2 separate regions of the Homo sapiens genome follow, and region 1 is linked to region 2. A link is a loop called in an ENCODE intact Hi-C map of the cell type or tissue named here. Cell type or tissue: heart left ventricle. All regions are shown on one strand.

Region 1 (8,000 bases), 720 kb after region 2:
GAGTGATGTAGAAAACCATTTCTAGTGAACTTCCTTGTCACTATGTAACACTGATAAAAACAAAAAATATTTTTTAAAAAACCATGACACTGAGCTACTATACCTAAGACATTTGTTTGCTAGAAAGAAAATAAGTTTTTGTCAGAAATAAGTTTTTGTTAAACATGTTGATATTTTGTCTCTGGTTTATTGATAACTCTAAGTGTCTATTAATGCTCCAGGTGCTAAAGTAGGGGTCGTCTATGCATTATTTTAATTTAAGATTTATAACAAACTATGAGTAAGGTGGTATTAGCCCCATTGTACAGATGAGGAAACTAATCAAAATATAAATCAGACAGGCACAGTAGCTCATGCCTGTAGTTCCAGCACTTTGGGAGGCCGAGGCGGGCGGATGACTCGAGGTTAGGAGTTTGAGACCAGTCTGGCCAACATGGCAAAACCCCGTCTCTGCTAAAAACACAAAAATTAGCCAGGTGTGGTGTTGCATGCCTGTAATCCCAGCTACTTAGTAGGCTGAGGCAGAAGACTTGCATGAACAGGAGGCGGAAGTTGCAGTGAGCCGAGATTGATCAACTGCACTCCAGCCTGGGTGACAGAGCAAAACTCCAACTCAAAAAATAAAATAAAATAAAAAATAAAGAAATAAAAATACAAAATTAGCCAGGCATGGTGTCTCATGCCTGTAATCTCAGCTACTTGGGAGGCTGATGCAGGAGAATTGTTTGAATCCAGGAGGCAGAGGTTGCAGTGAGCAGATATGGCACCATTGCACTCCAGCCTGGGCAACAAGAGTGAGAAACTCCGTCTCAAAAAAAAAGTTAAATCACTTGCCATTGCTTGTAAGTGGCAGTGACTCTACATCCATGAGTATAGTGGCCAGAGACCAGTAACTGATTCCTTTTTTTAGTGGCTCTTTTGAGTCTGTACGGTGTAATAGATGGGATATTAAAGCCCAATGACCCTGGAGGAGAAGCTGTTGTCAGTTCACTCTAAGAGGGCTACTTTTTAAAAAATGTATTTATTTTTGTTGTATATATTTAAGGTGTACAACAAAATGATGTTTCACCGTATACACAATGAAATGATTAATACAATCAAGCAAATTAACATATCTATCATGTCACACAATTACCTGTTTTGTGTTTAGTAAGAGCACCTAAAATCTATTCTTTTAACGAATATTATATGGTATAAAATCATTAACTGTCATCATTAACTGTCATTCTCATGCTGTACATTAGATCTCAAGATGCTCATAACTGAATAATTCATAACTTCATAACAAGTTTGTACCTTTTGACTTCTGTCTCCCTATTTTCTGCCCTTCCCCATCCCTGTAACCACCATCCTACTCTCTATTATGTATCTGACTTTGTAAAGATTCCACATATAAGTGAAAACATGCTGTATTCTTCTCTTTTTTTTCTTTCTTTCTTTTTTTTTTTTTTTTTTTTTTGAGACAAGATTTCACTCTGTCACCTAGGCTGGAGTGTAGCGGCAAGGCTCACTGCAGCCTTGACCTTCTGGGCTCACGTGGTCCTCAGCCTCCTAAGTAGCTGGGACCACAGGCACTTACCACCATGCGCAGCTGATTTTTTTTCTTTTTGTAGAGATGGGGCCTCACTATATTGCCCAGGCTTCGTATTTTTCTTTTTGTGTCTAGCTTATTTTGGTTAACATAATGTCCTCCCTCCGTGTTGTTGCAAATGATGATGAGAAACTTGTCATCAGTGGGACAATGCATTTTAGGGAATATCTGTTTCCCTATCCATCCTTGGAGAGGTTTGTTTTTCTCATTTAACAGGAAGTCTGAAGGTAGGTAGCTGGTTCCTGGGATCTCTGGCCTGCACCTCTGATATTCCCTTGGCCTCTCTCTCATACTTTTTGCAATACACCCTGAAATTGGCTACTATCCTTCCAATCATCACCTTTAGGTCATGAAAAAGGAGGAACACATCAGCAGTAGCCGAATGTGTTCCTTAGCTCCACACAGCAATAGTTTTGCCAGAAACCTTCCAGCAGACTCTTGTTTGTGTCTCACTGGGCAGAACCATTTCATGTGGCCAATTACAGCTCTGAGGAAGGCAGGATATCAAGAAACAGAATTGTCATGATCAGCTTAGACCCAAATAATCAGGGTTTGGTTAGCAACAAGAAAGAGGATGTATTAGATGTTGGGTAGGCAACTTACGGTATTTGTGACAGAAAATAAAACACATAGAAACTGCCTGGCTCAAAGCAAGGGCTTCATGATAACAATGATCATGATAATAACTATGATATTATTAATAATAGTAATGGCTATTGAGGCCGAGCGGGGTGGCTCACACCTGTAATCCCAGCACTTTGGGTGGCCGAGGCGGGCGGATCACCTGAAGTCAGGAGTTCAAGACCAGCCTGACCAATATGGTGAAACCTCGTCTCTACCAAAAATACAAAAATTAGCCAGGCATGGTGGTGTGTGCCTGTAGTCCCAGCTACTCAGGAGACTGAGACAGAATTGCTTGAAACCGGGAGGCAGAGGTTGCAGTGAGCTGAGATTGCACCACTGCACTCCAGCCGGGGTGACAGAGTGAGACTCCATCTCAAAAAAAAAAAAAAAAAAAAGCTATTGCGTGTTACTATGAAGCAGGCACTGTTTTTAGCATTTGACGTGTGTTAATTCATTTAAACCTCATAACGCCCCATTTTACAGTTGAGGAATCTAAGGTACAAGGAGTTTTAAGAGTTTCTCAAAGTCACAGAGCTAGTAACCAGCACAGCTGACCAGTGTCTGCATCTGCATTGTCCAATGTGGTAGGCCACTAACCATATGTGACAACGGAGCACTTGAAATGGGACTTGAATGGGACTGGTGCCAAGGAACTAAATTTCTCATTTTAAAAAAATGGAATTAATTCAAAATTTTTAAGGGATATACAATTCAGTTAATGGAAAACTTTTAAGTAAGTGTAATAAGTTGCGTATGTGAATATACTTTTTAAACTGTACGTTTTATTAAATCTAAATATACATCAAGTATTTTCAATAAAAATTTAGCATCCAAATTGAGATTTTCAGTATATGTCTCATACTCCATGGCTTTTGAAGATTTAGCATATTAAAATAATGTAATGTTTCACTCAAATTTTTGTTGATTATATGATGGAATAATATTTTTGATAAACTGGGTTAAGTGGAGTAAAACATTAAAATTAATTTCATTTGTTTCTTTTGTTTTTTAAAATTACGTATATGGCTAGCATTACATTTTTATTGAACAACGATGGTCTAGAAAATGTCTTTTTCATCATTTCTTTCTGGCATTGTCTCTGTCGGATTTCATGTGTCATTCACTATTTCTGAATTTTTTTAATCCACCTAAATATTCATGAATGTCTTATAGTTTTTATAAATCATTTTTGTAACTTGCTTAATTTTGTGTTATTTATGAAAAATGTTCCAAAAGGTAAGAAAATAAATAGAAATTTAGACAATGGGACTGATTTATATCAGCTTTTTGGTGGCAGGGATTTATAATAACATAAAGATATCTCGAGCATATACACATATGTATAGTTTATATTTTATAGCATAAATTAATGATCATTTTAACCTCAGTTATTTGACATTTCTTAAAGTCTTCCCCCCTGTGTTTTTAGTTTCTTGGGGAAGGTATTTTGATTTTGCAATCAATTGGAACAAACATCTTGATGGCGACAATGTTAAGTTCATATTATATGAAGACCTGAAAGAGGTGAGATTATTATTGATATTTTAGAGCAAAATTTATTGTAAACTACAACGTAGAGCACTTACTTATAATGTCTGTTTGTATAAACAAATATGGTGTTCAATTTTTAAAAATATTCCAGATATATGGTACAGTGCTGGAAAAGAAAATTCAAACCATGCATACATGCTTAGGTTGTTTATTTAACAGAAATAAAATAACGCTTAGCAACTTATTACTAAAAGTGACTGCTTTATTTTCCCTTTATGATGGATAGTTCAAATTGGTAATAAAAAAAAATAGGTAGGTCTGAGTTGATTTAATTGAACATACACTTGGTTGTGAACTAATTTATCCAGTCATTTTTTAAAAATTGTTTATTGATGTAACAAATATCTAGTGAGTGATTGCTCACCAATTAGGCCCTGGTGTTACATCAGTGAACAGACAAGGCAAAGATCGCTGCCCTGTAGTAACTTACATGCCAGTTGGAGAAGGTGGAAAGAAAGAATGATACATAATAAACACAATAATTTTTAAAATGTATATAGTATGTGAGAAAAAAAGAAACAGCATAGCTGGTGAAGGAAAATTAAAAATGCTGGGGGGCCAGGCACGGGGAAGGATTGGACAAATTCCAGTGTAAAATATGATGTTTAGGCTGGTGTGGTGGTTCATGCCTACAATCCCAACACTTTGAGAGGCTGAGGCAGGGGGATCACTTCAGGCCAGGAGTTCGAGACCACCCTGGGCACATTTTTAAAAATTAGGCATGTACCTGTAGTACCAGCTACTCAGGAAGCTGAGACAGGAGGATCACTTGAGCCTAAGAGGTAGAGGCTGCAGTGAACCATGATTAGGCCACCACACTCCAGCCTGGGTGACAGAGTGAGATCCTGTATCAAAAAAAAAAAAAAAAAAAAAAAAAGAATAGGAAGATTAGGAGAGACCTTACTGAGGGGATGTGATTTGAGCAAAGATCTGAGGGAAGTGGGGGAGTGAGCCAAGTAGGTAACTGGGGAAGAGCATTTCTGGCAGAGGGAATCAACTGGAGCAAAAGCTGGGATAGTCCTGGTGAGATTAAGGGACAGCAGATGTGCCTGGGTCAGTAGGAATAAACCAGGGCTGAACAGCCAATGAGGAAAGAGTCAAGGAGGTAGGATGGAGTATGCCACTCACTCTGGCTTTCACTTTGAGGGAAGTGGGAAGCCATCGTGGGATTTGAGCAGAGGAGTGATTGGAGCAGATGTGTTTTTAACAAGATCATTCTGGCTAGGTGTGAGAATGAACTGGGGCAAAGCAAATGCTGGGAGGGCTGTAAAGAGGGCACTGCAATAGTCCAGGCAAAGGAAGATGGTGGCTCAGGCCAAGAAGGGGCCATGCAGGGATGAGAAGAGGTTGGATTCTGGATATATGTTGAAGGGAAGGCCAACAGGATTTGCTGCTGAATTGGATGGAGGGGAGAGTGGCAAGACAAGGAGAGAAGTCAAGTAAGCCTCCAATATTATTGGCCTGGCCAATAATATTGAGGGCTGAGTTGCCACCGATTGAGTAGGAGATGGCAGCAGGTGAAGAACTGTCGGGGAGATCAGAGGTTTGGTTTTGGACACATTAAATTTGAGATGTTTATTAGTCGTCCTAATTGAGAAGTCAAGTAGGCAGTTGGGCATACAGGCCTTGTAAGTACAGAGAGTTCTGGGCCGTAGATAAAATTTGGGCATCACTGACACATAGCCGTGCTTTAAAGCCATGGAAATATATACGTAGGTATATAGATAGAGAAGATGACCAAGAACTTGGAGCCCACCAATTTAAAGAGTTTGGGGAAAAAAGGAGGAATCAGCAAAGGAGACCAGGAAGCGGGGGCTACTGAGGTAGGAAGGAAAGCAGAATCCTGTGGAGAAAGCATGTTAAAGAGAAGGGAGTATCAAGTGCTCCTTAACTTAATTGGGTTTCTAACACCAGTCTTACATTACATTCTTATAAAAAGAAAGTGTGGTTTAGGCCAGGCATGGTGGCTCACGCCTGTAATCCCAGCACTTTGAGAGGCCGAGGCAGGTGGATCACCTGAGGTCGGGAGTTCGAGACAAGCCTGACCAACACAGTGAAACCCCGTCTCTACTAAAAATACAAAAATTAGCTGGGTGTGGTGGTGCGTGCCTGTAATCCCAACTACTCAGGAGGCTGAGGCAGGAGACTCACTTGAACCCAGGAGGTGGAGGTTGCAGTGAGCTGATATTGTGCCATTGCACTCCAGCGTGGGCCACAGAGCAAGACTCCATCTCAAAAAACAAACAAACGAAAAACCAAAAACAAACAAACAAACAAACAAGCAAATGTATGGTTTAGGCCAGGCACGGCGGCTCACGCCTGTAATCCTAGCACTTTGGGAGGCCAAGGCGGGTGGATCACTTGAGGTCAGGAGTTCGAGACCAGCCTGGCCAACATGGTGAAACCCTGTTTCTACTAAAAATACAAAAATTAGCCAGGCGTGGTGGCACACACCTCTAATCCCAGCTACTCAGGAGGCTGAGGCAGGAGAATTGCTGGAACCCTGGAGGTGGAGGTTGCAGTGAGCCGAGATCATGCCACTGTGCTCCACCCTGGACAACAAGAGAGAAACTCCGTCTCAAAAAAAAAAAGTGAGATTTAATCGACCCTTTCTGTTTATAGGATGCATGTATATAATATGAAAGAACATATTAATTCTAGTTTAGAATAATGTTTCTGAAACTTGTGCACCATAGAATACAAGTGTTGCCCCAGCTGTTAATAAATATTTCTTGAGGTTTGGGAGGAGGTTATTCAAATAGATTTAGGAACTGCTGTATTCTATAGCCTGCTCTCTTGGAGATTCACATTATGCACTGGTCTATTAAAGACTCTGAGAGCAGCCTGGGCAACATGGCGAAACCCTGTCTCTACAAAAATACAAGAATTAGCCAGATGTGGTGGCACACACCTGTTGTCCCAGCTATTCAGAAGGCTGAGGTGTGAGGATTGCTGGAGCCCAGGAAGTCCAGGCTGCAGTGAGCCGTGATTGTGCCCTTGCACCACTCTAGTCTGGGCAGCAGAGAAAGACCCTGTCTAAAAAAAAAAAAAAAATTCTTCAAGTTTTTATGATTCTAAAAATTAGACTTTCTTAATGGAATTAAACATTAGCTATAAATAGAATTCAGAAAAAAAGAGAATTCAAATGAGCACATAGGAATACATTAATTTCTTCAGCTGGTCTAAGTTGGTACTTTTTAATGCAATGATATCATCCTAGATAAAATTATAACCTGTGAATTAATGTTACTGTCATTATTTACATGCTAAAAACTATTATCTGGTAAGTTCAACAAGAGTCATAAATTGAAACTACAAAGTATAATCAATACAGAATATCTTACAGAGATATCTCAATATTTACATAAGAAGATGAAAGTACTCTAAGTTTAAAGTGGGGGATGAGATGAACTAGGGAGTTAGGCTGAATAACTCTGATGACTAAAAAGTCTGTCTCAGCTCAGAGAACAATTTCCATAGGAAGAAATTTATCTTTAAGAAAATTTTTTTACAGAATCTGGCTGCTGGAATAAAACAGATTGCTGAGTTCTTGGGATTCTTTCTAACTGGGGAGCAAATTCAAACTATCTCAGTCCAGAGCACCTTCCAAGCCATGCGTGCGAAGTCTCAGGACACACACGGTGCTGTCGGCCCATTCCTTTTCCGCAAAGGTAAAGTCGCATTGGTTTCTGGGATTGTTATCAGTTAGGGACTGACTTTGCACACAACAGGTAATCCAAATAACTTCATCTTAAGTCAGATAGGGTTTTATTTTTCTCCGCCTCAGTAAGAGGTCTGGACACAGGCTCTCCAGAGCTGTAACTGGCAGCCCCATACCATCTTTTTTGGTTTATTTGTTTGTTTTGAGACGGAGTCTCGCTCTGTTGCCCAGGCTGGAGTGCAGTGGCTCAATCTCAGCTCACTGCAACCTCCGCCTCCTGGGTTCAAGCGATTCTCCTGCCTCAGCCTCCCGAGTAGCTGGGACTAACAGGCGCGTGCCACCACACCCAGTTAATTTTTTTGTATTTTTAGTAAAGGCAGGGTTTTACCATGTTGGCCAGGATGGTCTTGATCTCCTGAACTTGTGATCCGCCCGCCTTGGCCTCCCGAAGTGCTGGGATTACAGGCGTGAGCCACCGCGCCCGGCCGCCCCATACCATCTTTTAGGGTCCTTTCTGCGGTTGAGAGTCCTTTCTGATGATCACCTTCTGAAAACAAGATAGCAGCTGAAGCT
Region 2 (8,000 bases):
AGTGCAAATCTGAGTTTCTAGTGTGCGGGCGAACCTGATGTTGAAACATCGGAGCTGGAAGAGGGCTCTTACCCATCCAGCCCAGCTTTCGCATTTGGCAGATGAGGAACCCAGGGAGGGGAAAATGACTTACAAAGATCACGTAGCCAATGAGTGTGGAGCTGGGGCCATAATCCAGTCCTTATGTGATTACTGTGAAGTTATCCTTTTCCCCCAACATCTACTTATGAATAAAGAGTTTATTAAGTGGTTAACTGCAAGGCAAGATTGCTCACAGTACTCTCAATGACACTCCAGGCTCAATGGCCTAGAGGACATAGAACAGAAGGAGGATTTAAGGAAACTTCTCCAATAAATCAGGCAAAATTTGCTTTGAGTGTGAATTCTAATCAATGCCATCATTTGTAGGAATGGGCCATGTCAGCAGCCCAGGGGTTGCTAACTTCAAGTAGGAGGTAGCCTTACGCAGATACTTGACTTGGGAGGACAGGAGGAAGAAAGCATTGAATAAACAAAGCAGGACTGAGGGTAGGAGTAGAGGCCTTCTAGGGATGCTGAACTTGTGCACAGAGAACTTCCTAACAGAGCACTACCTGCCTCTTCCTCCTACCCACCCCTGGGTTGCTTTTATAGGGGAGGAAAGCAAATCTTGTCCCTCTAGCCATCTTAGGTTCTCCCACTGAGGCCCTGTATATTAGACTAACAAAAAAGCACCTTCACCAGAGAAACACAAACAGAAGTTTATTAGCATGTGTCACACATACACATGGAGGTACCTAGAGATGAGTAACTCAAAGGGATTGTTAGAACTTGGGCTTATATAACATCTTAACAAAAAAACCCAATACTTTTGTAGAGAATTAACAAGAGAAAGGAAAAGCACTCTGGACTTCATGGGGTAGCAAGTTGTGGGAAGATAAATGGGAAACTCATGGACGGTAAGGGCTGGTTGGTCAAGTTTGTTCCTCTGGTCTAGTGTGTGGGATATAGGATCTACGGTTGTCTCAGGGGACCAAGAACTGTCCTGCCCTTCCTGGAAGAAAAAAGGAGAGCAGAGTTTTTCTTCTGTCCACTTCTTAATTATCATCAGCTCAGAATAATCCTTACGTCTGTTAAAGCAAACTAAATATGGCCTGAGAAGGACTCTGTACTTCTATATTTGAGTCCTTGTGGATGAACTGCAACCTAGCTTAACTGGTAGACGAGACTGAAAACCTAACTAGGAGTATGCACCTGTAACAGTCACTGAGTCTTGGCCAATCCCAGCAGCCATACTTCAACCACTCATACACTGCTGAGTGTTCAACTTGTGTTCAAATAAGGCAAACGCCAAGCTGTAGCTAGTCAGGCTGTTTCTCACTTCCTATTTCTATATGTCACTTTACTTTTTTTTTGTCTATAAATTTGTTCTGACCACAAGGCACTCCTGGAGTCTCTCTGAGTTGGCTGCCCAATTTGTGAATTGTTCATTGCTCAATTAAACTCCCTTAAATTTAATTCTGCTGAAGTGGTTTTTTTTTTTTTTTTAACACGCCAAAGTGGCATATTTTGGGGTGGCATAATCTGCCACACCCTTCCTTCCTCCTGAAGAGTTTCTTTGAGGAATTCAACCACTACATTTGAAGCATGCAACTATGGCAAACCTAATTAGAAAAAGTTGTGCTGATTCAGGAAGCCCCAGTCCCCGACTGAGTGACAGTAGATAGATGTGGGTAAAACAGTATCTTATTCTTGGCAGCTGAAAGTAAGTGAGAGGAAAGGGGTGGTGGAGGAGAGGAAGCCAGCAGGAGAATAGAAGAGAAAGTGGAGTGCACGCTCCTGACTGAGCAGGTCCCGTAGTCGACTTGATTGACAGGATGAGACTGAGGAGAGGCAGTGTGATCTCTGGGCGGGAGGTCAGAGCCTCTAGGCCAGAATCATGGTGGAGTTCGAAGAAGAAGAATGAAGTTTGAATGAAGTCCAACTTCATTCCCTAGAGAATTCCCAGGGACCTGGCTGTTCAGAAAGGAGCCTTGGGCAACCGATGGTGCCAGGGCTCCAGATGATTCCACCCCTGAGATAGAGTCCTTTGAGTCCTACAAAGTCTGGACTTCATAACGAATAATGACGGTGTCTGTTAAGTGCTTCCTAGTTATGAAATGTGATAAGCATTTTAAAAATGCAGTGTCTCATTTGATAATCACAACAATCTGTGAGTTAAATATCATTAGCCCATTTTACAGATGAGGGAGTTGAGGTTTAGAGATGTAAAAATAAGTGGCCCAAGCCCACCCAACATATAAGCAAACAGAGATTCCAATGAAATTATCATTCCAAATTCATATTTTTAATCATTATACTGCACTGCCTTCCCTTGGGTGGGTTATGACTTTCTGGGGAGGAGCCTTTCTGGAGGTCAGTAGCCACATGTTATAGCAGGGTCTAAATTTAGGATTCACACGGCGTCTGAGCTGCGGACAGAGGTAAGGCGAGTGAGTGGGGACTCTACATACTTGGAATCTGCCCCTGAGACCTGGTCTAGGCTCTTCTTTGAGTGATACCAATTGCCTGTTTTGTTTTTTTTTCTCTGAGTAAACCTGACCATTTCAAGCTCATTGTCAGGATTAGAAACCCTGACAGATCGAGGAAGAGAAAGCGAAATGGAATAGAAAGGAGAATGGGGGTGAGAAAGCAGTAGGTACTGAGTGTGTCCAACTGGGTCCTGGTCTTAAGCGTTCATCTGTCTCACAACAGCCCTGGTGTTGTGGAATCGAAGGACAGAATAAGATCGTCCAGCAGAGACCAGGACCAGAGATCTGGTTAGACCATACATATTTGTTTAGGCAGAAATGAAGACCAGATAATGTAGGGAAGGTGTGTGTGCATGACAGGTGTGGGTGGGAAGGCGAACCCAGAGAAAGGGGATCCCTGTGGGTGGTGGGGACCAAGCACACGAGGGTTTGGAGCAGCCAGGAGGGGTCTATGGATCCATAGGACTTCAACAAAAATAACAGACAAGCTAGTGGGTTCTAGGTGTCATGTTTTGGCATCTAGCTCAACTATGCAGGTCCTCGGAGCCACCACAAAATCCAGACAGACCCCTGATCCCAGAACACATTCTGTCTACTCCCTGGCGCTTGGCTGTCAGACTCTGCCCAGTTTGGGTAGAAAAACCGGCCACAAGAGGGCAGTAGGAAGCCACCGACGCTGGCGGATCTGCAGAGGGCTGGGTGCTCTGGGATGGACCAATAGGTTCAGATAGAAAATGACCTGGGAAAAAATGACCACAGCACCCCTGAGTGCCCCTGGACACTGCTGCCTCAGCCCCACCCTGGACATTCTGATTCTGTAGCCTGGGTAGGGGCTGGCAGTCTGAATTTTTAACACACAGCCCATGTGATATGGGAACTGCTCCCCCCAAGTATGCAGAATCTTCCATTGCACTTCCTTAAACCAAGATGACAAATAGGATTATTAGGAGAATAATATCTGTTAAAATGTTTTATTGGGAACATAGATAATATGACAGTGCATATATAAAATATATGCACATTTCAAAGAAGAATAAACACTGTGAATAGCTGTGCAAACACCTCTTAGGTTAAAAAACAGAATGTCACCAGCATCCCTGTGCACCCCTCCCATCTCATATCCCTTCCTCTCCCCATAGGTAACCTTGAGACTCTCCCATGTGGATTCACGTGTGTGAAGATAAGTGCCTTGTATGAACAACTTACGTACTCTTATCTCTTATATTGATGGACATTTAGGTTTTTCGGTTTTTTGTTTGTTTCTTTTTTCCTGTTAGGGACAATGTTGCTATGGACAGTCTTGCACCTGGAGAATTTTTCAAGAGATTTTCTAGGGTATATACGTAGGAGTAGAATTGCTGGGGTTTTGTGTATGCATGGTAAGCATTTGATCACATCAATATTAGGGAGATTTTGTTTGTTTATTTGTTTGTTTTTGAGACAAGGTCTCACTTTGTTGCCCAGGCTGGAGTGCAGTGGCATGATCATAGCTCACTGCAGCCTCCACCTCCCAGGCTCAATCAATCCTGTCACCTCAGCTTCCCGCATAGCTGGGACTACAGACATGTGCCACCACACCCGGCTAATTTTTGCTTTTTTTTTTTTTTTTTTTGTAGAGATGGGGTTTCCCTATGTTGCCTAGGCTGGTCTTGAACTCCTGGACTCAAGTGATCCTCCAGTCTGAGCCTCCCAAAATGCTGGAATTATAGGCATGAGCCACTGCACCTGGCTGGGACTTTTTAAAGAGAGTGAAAAGGCAAGCCACACACTGGGATAAGATCTTTGTAATATGTATAATTGATAAAGGACTAATATCCAGAGTATATAAAGAACTATAAACCAATTTTTTAAAAGACAGATAGCCCAGAAGGAAAATGGGCCAAAGTTGCAAGCACTTCACAAACAAGAAAATCCAGAAGGTCACTAAAAGTATTAAAAGATGCCCAACTTCACTGGTTATCAGGGAAATGCAAATTAAAGCCACAAGGAGATATCAACACATAACTTACAGATTGGTCAAAATTAAGAATTAGTCAATATCAAGTATTGTTGAGGCTATGGAATAATAGAAAACTCTCAGTCATTGCAAAATAAATTGATATAATCACTTTGAGAAACACTGATATCATCTAGCTAATCCTCTGTGGGAGCACAGGTTGGAGAATGCAATTGAATCTGGGAAGCCAAATGTTAAGTGCTGATGTGGCTCTGTGAAGGGAGTTTGCCCAGAGGTCTAAGGAAAGCTGTTGCCTTGGTGTGGCCATGGTCTCTGTGGGTTCACAGCCAAGCACCTGCAGGGAGGCCTGGGGTGCTGTGGGTCAGCAGGACCAGCAGTCTGGAAGCAGAGCGAGGCACAGAGGCGGACAGTGAAGTCGGCCTGGACCCTGTGGGGCATCTTATCTCATCACAAAGCGCTCCAGAGAGGAATGGCTCCTGCTTCACTCTCACTTCCCCAATCTCATCTAAATTCTTCTGGCCAACTCTAACAGAACATACAGGAAAGAGGGTTCTGGGCGATATAGTTTCCATCTGTATAAGTTTTCTATTATTGCTGTAACAAAACACAGACTTAGTGGCTTAAAAATGCAAATGTATCACTTTGGGAGGCTGAGGCGGGCGGATCACGAGGTCAGAAGTTCGAGACCAGTCTGGCCAACATAGTGAAACCCTGTCTCTTCTAAAAATACAAAAATACAAAAAAAAAAAAATTAGCCAGGTGTGGTGGTGTGCGCCTATAATCCCAGCTACTTCGGAGGCTGAGGCAGGAGAATCGTGTGAACCCGGGAGGCGGAGGTTGCAGGGAGCCAAGAACACACCATGGCACTCCAGCCCAGGAGAGGCAGTGTGAGACTCTGTTTCAAAAAAAAAAAAAAAAAAAAAAGCAAATGTATTAGCTTTTACAGTTCTGGAAATCAGAAGTCCAAAATGAGCTTCATTGGGCCAAAATCAAGGTATTGGCAGGGTTGGCCTCCATCTGGAGACTCTAGGGGAGAATCTATTTCCTTGCTTTTTCCATCTTGTAGAGACTGACTACATTCTTGGTTCAAGCCCCCTTCCTCCACCTGCAAAGTGCATTGGCTTCTGTTTCTGTGGTCACATCCACTTTCTGATTCTGATCCTCCTGGTTCTCTACCATAAGGACCCTTGTGATGATATCAAGCCCATCTGGATAATCCAGGATATCTCATCATCTCAAAATCCTTAACTTAATCACATCTGCTAAATCCCTGTTGCCGTGGAAGGTAACATAGTTCCAGGTTCCAGGGATTTGAATGTGGGTGTGTTTGGGGCTGTTCTCCAGCCTAGCACATTGTCAGACCAAGTTGACAACAGCACAGTCCCGCCATCTTCCCCCATCACATGGGAGCTTTTCTCCCGGAATGTTTTTCAGTTTGCTCACATAGATTCTCACACAATGTATAGTCTCCTCTTTTGAAGGGCAGGTTTCGTTGGCAATTTAGAGATGCTGTGGTTCATACAATATTTCTGGACTTTCTTTGCTCTCTCAGCTCCTGCTGCTGTCTCATGTTTTGGTTCACCCACCCATATTCTGGAGTTGTGAGAATTCCTTTTCACCCAGTTTTGTTGAAAGTGACCTCAATGTTCTTTCATCATTCTAGTTTCTATGTCTGTTTGATTATGATTTGGGGGGATTACATGCAATTATACCACTTCCAAATTATTGACATCTGAATGATCTCTATTCTTGCCATAGTTTTGAACCAATGGATGGAGCAGCATTGTTTATATTAAAATTGGAAAATAGGTGCTACAGTAAAGATTAATGAAGGTTTTCAAAAGACCATTTCTGGCTGGGCACAGTGGCTCATACCTGCAATCTCAGCATTTTGGGAGGTTGAGGTGGGTGGTTCGCTTGAGTCCAGGAGTTCAAGATGAGCCTGGCAACATGGCAAAACCCCATCTCTTTAAAAAATACAAAAATTAGCTGAGCATGGTGGCACACATCTGTAGTCCCAGCTACTCGGGAGGCTGAGGTAGGAGGATTGCTTAAGCCTGGGAGGTCGAGGCTGCAATGAACCAATATCATGCCACTTCACTCCAGCGTGGGTGACAGAGCAAGATCCTGTCTAAAAAAAAAAAACAACGCAAAACCAAAACAACAACACAAACAAACAAACAAAAACCCCTTCTGAGGAAGGATTTCCTAGCCAGTCTCTTTCCAAACCATCCCCTAAAATATGACTCGGCATTAAACTTCAAAGCTGAGTAGTTGTTTATATTACTAGATATAAAATTGGATATGAGGGTGATGTGGCCAAGACATCCCTCCACTGTGGTCAGAAACGAAATTGCAAAGGTTTAGGGTCAAGATGTTTTCCCAGTTGAGGTGTCAGTTATAAATACCTGTTTTAAAGACTCTCAAACAAAGTGGTTTGATTTCTTTTTGTTGTTGTTGTTGTTGTGTTGTTGTTGTTTGTTTTTGAGATGCAGAGTCTCGTTCTGTCACCCAGGCTGGTGTGCAGTGGTACAATCTTGGCTCACTGCATCCTCTGCCTCCTGGGTTCCAGCGATTCTCCTGCCTCAGCCTCCCAAGCAGCTGGGATTACAGGCACATGCCACCATACCCTGCTAATTTTTGTATTTTTAATAGAGATGGGGTTTCACCATGTTGACCAGGCTGATCTTGAACTCCTGACCGCAAGTGATCCACCTGCCTCGGCCTCCCACAGTGCTGGGATTACAGGTGTGAGCCACCGGGCCCGGCATGCTTTGATTTCTTAATGGCCCTGTAAGAGTTTGGCTTAACTTCATCCTAAATGAGACTTCAGACTGTGAACCATGCTGAAGGAATCTCTTGGACCGCCTACCTCAAAGCTTCTGCTTGCAACCACAGAACACACACACCCCACACCATTTGAAGTGTCTGCCTAGCATGTGACCATCTTTGTGGTTATAATTTTCAAATATCTATTTCTGTACCCTTTTATGGAGAATTCAAATCTCTAGTAGAAAATCCTCTTCTAACAAAACCTTCCCATTGCATTTGAGCAACCCACAGACCACTTGGAGAGCTTTCAAAGACCAGACTTTGGGAACCTGTAATTTAGAGCATCAAAGGAATTAGGATGTCTTGAGTTGAGGAGGACCAAAAAGGTACTTGGTACAGTCTCCTCCCAAAATTTGAAAATGAGTAAAGCAAGCAAGTTATATTTATTTAGATATGAAAACTGACTTAAAGTGATTAACTGTGGAACCTAGATGCCAGCTGAGACCTCCCCTGCCATTTGGGGATTTGGAAAACTTTCTATTGGGACTCTACTGGACTCCTGCATTCATGAATATTGTTTCATCTGCCTTCAATCTGGAAACTTCGACTCCTCGGAAATTTCTGTAACTGGTCTTTCTCTTAATCATCTCACAAAGCTAGTGATGTCACAGAGAAGTCCCAGGGAGTTATATGACATCGTATTCCACATTCTGCCACCTCCTGTGCTCTCCTTTCTCCTCTCTTCCCTCCCCCACTTCCTA

Evidence for each region. Peaks named below come from ENCODE experiments on the same cell type or tissue, not always from the same donor. Only the 100,000 strongest peaks of a DNase experiment are listed, where the experiment ranks them.
Region 1: it touches region 2 in a loop (2.3-fold over the local background); 29 of 110 quality-filtered maps call a loop at or near these places.

The regions. Positions count from the first base shown.
Region 1 is chr2:37,170,871-37,178,870 of GRCh38, reverse strand. It overlaps SULT6B1 (sulfotransferase family 6B member 1), which reads left to right. Exons shown (of 7, transcript NM_001367551.1): 5 at 3,645-3,739; 6 at 7,281-7,437. Among named protein-coding and RNA genes, the nearest start is that of SULT6B1, 14 kb to the left of the region's middle. In heart left ventricle, no CTCF peak of the experiment used is centred here; no DNase peak of the experiment used is centred here.
Region 2 is chr2:37,886,283-37,894,282 of GRCh38, reverse strand. No RefSeq gene overlaps it. Among named protein-coding and RNA genes, the nearest start is that of PIRAT1, 14 kb to the right of the region's middle. In heart left ventricle, a CTCF peak has its summit at 3,162 (motif pointing right); DNase peaks (open chromatin) are centred at 3,182 and 4,832.